Regions from separate parts of the Homo sapiens genome. Here region 1 is linked to region 2. The links are chromatin loops, found by intact Hi-C in ENCODE. Cell type or tissue: gastrocnemius medialis. All regions are shown on one strand.

Evidence for each region. A loop is a pair of places that touch in the nucleus more often than their neighbours do. Peaks named below come from ENCODE experiments on the same cell type or tissue, not always from the same donor. Only the 100,000 strongest peaks of a DNase experiment are listed, where the experiment ranks them.
Region 1: it touches region 2 in a loop (6-fold over the local background); 8 of 110 quality-filtered maps call a loop at or near these places.

What each region holds. Positions count from the first base shown.
Region 1 is chr5:38,533,809-38,536,308 of GRCh38, reverse strand. All of the region lies in intron 1 of LIFR (LIF receptor subunit alpha), which reads left to right. Among named protein-coding and RNA genes, the nearest start is that of LIFR, 22 kb to the left of the region's middle. In gastrocnemius medialis, no CTCF peak of the experiment used is centred here; a DNase peak (open chromatin) is centred at 948; H3K27ac peaks cover 2,500 bases.
Region 2 is chr5:38,465,532-38,468,031 of GRCh38, reverse strand. All of the region lies in intron 1 of EGFLAM-AS5 (EGFLAM antisense RNA 5), which reads left to right. Among named protein-coding and RNA genes, the nearest start is that of EGFLAM-AS5, 1.6 kb to the left of the region's middle. RefSeq lists an enhancer at 567-1,766. In gastrocnemius medialis, no CTCF peak of the experiment used is centred here; DNase peaks (open chromatin) are centred at 1,361 and 2,045; H3K4me3 peaks cover 1,969 bases; H3K27ac peaks cover 2,500 bases.

The sequences.
Region 1 (2,500 bases), 68 kb before region 2:
CTGAATATTTTCAATCCAAGGTTGGTTGAATCTGTGGTTGCAGAACCCTGGGATATGAAGGGTCTATGGTAGTATTTTTATTTCATTCTTAAAAAACCTTAATTACTGATGAGATGTGTGAAGCTATTGAGTACTGCATAGCTTCCCAAATCTTGGAAACCAGCACCCTCATTTCCATTTCTACATTGATTTGTTTGGGTAGTACTTGTGTTTTATCCCAGCAATTACTAGTCCCTCCCTCTCTTCACCAAAGATAAAGATACGATGTCACACAAAAAAATGTAGCATGAGCAAATATTGAAACTGTGGACTACCTTGAACTAACGGTTTTCAGAGTGTTGGACAGATGTCACTTTATTTCCTTCAAAAACTTAGATATTCTGTGATAGCTCTGTCAGTTTGCTTTGGTGTCTTGGGGTGCCTCAGTGCAGTTTGGGAGCCAGAGCTTTAACTTGGGTTCCTAGTGTTGGCAGTACCTGGGTTAGCATGCAGCCTAACAATGAAAGTATACTGTGTGGGCATATAATAATTTGTGCCTTGGTATTCATTCAGCCAGCTGGCTTAGAGTTTTTGGTGTCTGCTTTGTGCCAGGTACTGCTTGGACACTGAGGGTTACAGTGAACTCGGATGTGTTTGCTCTCAAGGATCTGACGGTCTGTAGGGAGAATTATAAGATTAGGAAGTGAAGCAGTAGAGCAGAAGTCAGCAAACTCTTTCTGTAAAGGGCCAGGCAGTAAATATTTTAGGCTTTGTGGACCATTCAATCTCTATCCTAGCCACTCAGCTCTAACATTGTCATGGGAAAGTAGTCATAGGTTATACTTAAACTAGTGGGCGTGGCTGTGTTCTAGGAAGATTTACAAAATCAAGAGGCGGGTAAGATTTGGCCTATGGAACATGAATTGTGCAACCCCATGACATAAATATAATTAAAGTGTTGTGGAAGCAGCAGCAGATGGCATCTAACCTGTGGACTCTCAGAGGCAATGACAAACATACCTCCTGCTAGGAGCATCACTGCTGACTTGAGGAGGGTGCAGATGAAATTAGCAAGAAGGGAAAAAGGGTGCTGGCCTAAGGAGTCCTGAAGGGTCTGGCAGCTGTGGAATGGCAGCCATTTTAGTGTGGCCCGGACACACAGCAGAGGCAGTGTGCAAGGCCTCTTTCTAGGTTCTGACTCCAGTTGTATGGATTGTATATTTTCTCTCTTGTTCTTTTTTGTTTTGTACCTCATTTTGGTCAGTCATGTCCTGCAGTAGCTTCCAGAGAATGGGTACACGGAAGGTGATACATCTTTTGACATTTTGCATGTCTTTGTAAAATATATGTTATCCACTCAACAGTTTGAGTATAGAATTCAAGTGTGAAAATAATTTTCACTTGTATTTTGGAAGGTGTTCTTTTTAGCTTTTATTGCTAAAAAGTCTGGTGTGTTCCTCCCCTTCTCAAGAATATTTATGGGTCACACACCCAGTGTCTCATGTACACCCGTAACCTGCTCTGGAGGTGGTGCTGTCACCATCCCTGTGTTACAATGGGGGTTTGTCCACACTCACACCGCAAGTCACAGAGGCCTGACTTGACTAATTTATTCTGATGTTGTTCTTATTCCTGAGCCCTTGTGTATGGCCTCCACTCCCTGGAAACTTGTAACATCTTTGATACAGATATTTTGATATTCTCAGTGATGCATCTTGGTATCAGTCTTTTCAGATTCCTTGTGCTGGGTTATGTGGGCTCTTTGAGGACTAGATTTTTGCTAGGACTAGACCTATATACTGATAAATTTTGCATACATCTTTGTTACTGCAGCTATGTCCTAGTTAATCTCCTTGAAACATCACTTTGTTCCAGCTTCCCTCTTTCTGAAAAGCTATTCATGCCTTCCTGTGCAGTCTAGTCTTCCCAGATAGAACTTCTCAGTCTGGCCAAGTGTATGTTTTTCGTAAGTATTTCTTTCTTTTAACTTGAAGAGCCCCTACACTTCACTTCAATAACACAATGGAGTCTACCAAACTGCAGAGTTTATGATCCTGAAAAGCCTTCTTCACTGGGAGCTAATGCTGGAGGAATTTAAGATCTTGTGGGAGGGAAATGGGATAAGGAAAATAGTTGCTGGTCAAAGTTTTTAAACAATGTTGATGTTTCCTCCTAGGAAACAGTAAAGAAAGGGACACTAGGAAGAATACAAATGAGCAGTGCGGGTACTGTTTACTGCCTGTGTGATTGCACTTGTTTTGCTCAACTCCCAGCATCTCCACTCCTGTGGATGGGTGACCCACTCGTAGGCTTATTTACCTTTACAGTAGTTCAGAGTCTTTTCTCCCTCGAGTGTTCCAGCTTAGTATTTAATTTCTTTTGAGAATTAATGACAAGGGAGTCATCTTATTGTATGGCAAAAAGATAGATTCTTGAGATAAAAGATGCTTTGGGCTGTCTTGATTCCTTTCACCCTGACTGTGCAGGTGTTGCCTGAGGCCTCCTTCTGCACACAAGGCTG
Region 2 (2,500 bases):
CCCGCCTTTGATAAGCTAATCTTACCCCCTTCTCAGCTAAGGGTCTGGGCGGTGGTGGGCACGCCCGGACTGACCCCCAGCTCCAAGGGCAACTACTATGCGTTCCTGGACTGGGCAGGAGCTGGAAGAGGCAGGGAGGAGGTGGGAAGCGGCTCATGCCTTGTCCAGGCTCCTCTCCTAAAGTATTGTCTTTCCGCTTGGAGCTGGAATTCTCTGCCTTTATTTTCTCGGAGCTGGGCCTCTGCAGGCTGCCCCTCGGTCATTCCCTCCCAGGAAGAACGGCCTTCTGGGGTGGGGGTTGCTGTCGGAGCTCAGAGAGGCTGGGGGCCCCCCTACTGCCTATTCTTCCTCCTTTGGGAACTCACAGTGCTAAAAACAAGCTTTCTGAGAACCATATTTTTCTGGGTTAAAGGTGAAAAATGCAGCGTTTCCTCCAAGTGGAAAGCCCTGGGCCTGCCAGCTCCAACTCCGGGCGCTTTTCCGAGCTCCTTCCTCCCACGCAGGGAGGGGGTAGCAGCTCCTGCAGGGCCAGGGGAGGAGGTGGGCAGGGAGGAAGGAGAGGGGGCAGCAGCAGGAAAGCGCCAGTGCCCGTGCCAGCAGGGCAGTCTGTGTGTGGACACCAGCCGGCCTGTTTGTGTTGGAGGGCCGGGAGAAGGGAGCAGGACTGGGTCAGGAAATGAAAGACAAATACCAGGGTGGGAGAGTGGCACGGCCTTCAGAGCGGCGGGCAGGCCGGGGCAGCTGCCTGGGCAGCCGCAGAAGGGGGACACAGAAGACCCCCACAGACCTTCCTGAGAGAAATCCTGAGGTGGGGCCTCCAGGAACATGCAGGGTTATGGGAGGCCATCTTAATAGGAAAAGCAAGGACATCCTCACCCCACACCCGGTCACCCTTGCTTCGAACATGTGGGAGGTTCCGGGGAATTTCCTCAGACCCTGATTGTGGGAGAAAAGCTTTTCAGGATCCCGTGCCCCACTCCATCCTTCCTCCCTAGGACAGGGACTGCTGTTAGCCTCTGAGCTCCCTGGCGACACCCCAAACCTTTCTCTTCAGCCAAGAGCCTGGCCAGCCTTCAACATGCTCTCCCCACAGCGGCTACCCAAAAGCCAGGCACAGATCCCATCTTCCAGCCGGTCCAGTCCCTCCTCCTCAGAACAGCAACGGGGCCAGCTGCCAAGTGTCAGGGAGCATGTGGAAGGAGGGCAAGGGGAAGAGAGGGCACCGCATTGCGATGGGGGAGGGCGGGTGCTGCTCGCATCAGGCCTGGCCTGGCTGGGCACTGAGAACATCATGGACCTCGCCTCCAGCCCCAAGGGTTAAAGAAGGTCGGAGAAGACCTATGGCCAGGGGGTCACGGCCTCCCTACTGCACCCTGCTGTGAATGACGTAGGACTTGCTGGGGTAGACCGATTGCATCAGCAGTGACGCTTTTCCACTGCTCCTGAGTCCATGCCCTCCACCGGGCAGCTTGGTAGTTCTCTCATGCTGGAGAAGAGCCCATATGTCACGTGGGGGCCGGCCCGTTTCTTCCTCTCTTGAATCCACAGATGACTGGGGTGTGGCAGTGCCAAGCCGAGGCTGTGAAAGGCCTTCCACCTTTACTCTCGTGCTCGTGCCCTCCCCCATTGTTAGGAGAAGGGCATGCTCAGGCCAGCCCATTAGCCCAGGAGGAGGACAAGAAACACACGGAGCAGACACAAGCCACCTCACCAACCCAGCCAAGGCTGTCCTGAATTAGCAACCCTGACACGTGTGAGCAAGTCCAACGGACACCGGAAGATCCACCTAGTCAAGCCCAACCAAGACTGGCAGAGCTGCCAAGCTGACCACTTAAGGCGCATGAGGAATAAACACTCGTTGCTGCATGCCATTGCAGTTTTGTGATTTTTGTTATGCAGCATTATTGTGGCCATGACAGCAGATACACATAGAGAGACAACAGGACACCCAGGAGCCCACATGGGATACACTGTCTCTTACCCTGTCCTCTGACCCTGAGCCTCCCAGGTCACCAGCTCCTCCTGGGTCCCTCCACTCTGCTGCTCTCTCACCTGTCAGATCCCTACTCCCCTGACCCTGTCATCACGTCACTCTTCTCCCCTTAGCCTCATCTGCTTCCCACCCAGAGGCAAATGGTTCTACTCCCAGGCCTGCATCCCTGGGTCATTGCATTTTTCTCTGGATAACACTTTCGTGGAACAACAACTCATTAGCAACAGCTCTTCTAGCTTCAATTCAGCTGAATGGCCTAAGATCACAATGATATGTATGGCTGGAGGGAATCCATCAAAATGGCCTGTAAAAGCAACTCCATGACATCTTGGGAAGCACTGGCCCCAGCAGTATCAAAGGAAGAGGTGTTGAGGCAAGGGTGTCTGGGAAGTGGAGGACCCACTTTCTACCATGTGGCCTTTCTCCGGACTGCACTCATATAAGATTATGTGTCTAGGAGTGGATGATGATGATGATGATGATGATAACCATGATTCCTCTGGGAGA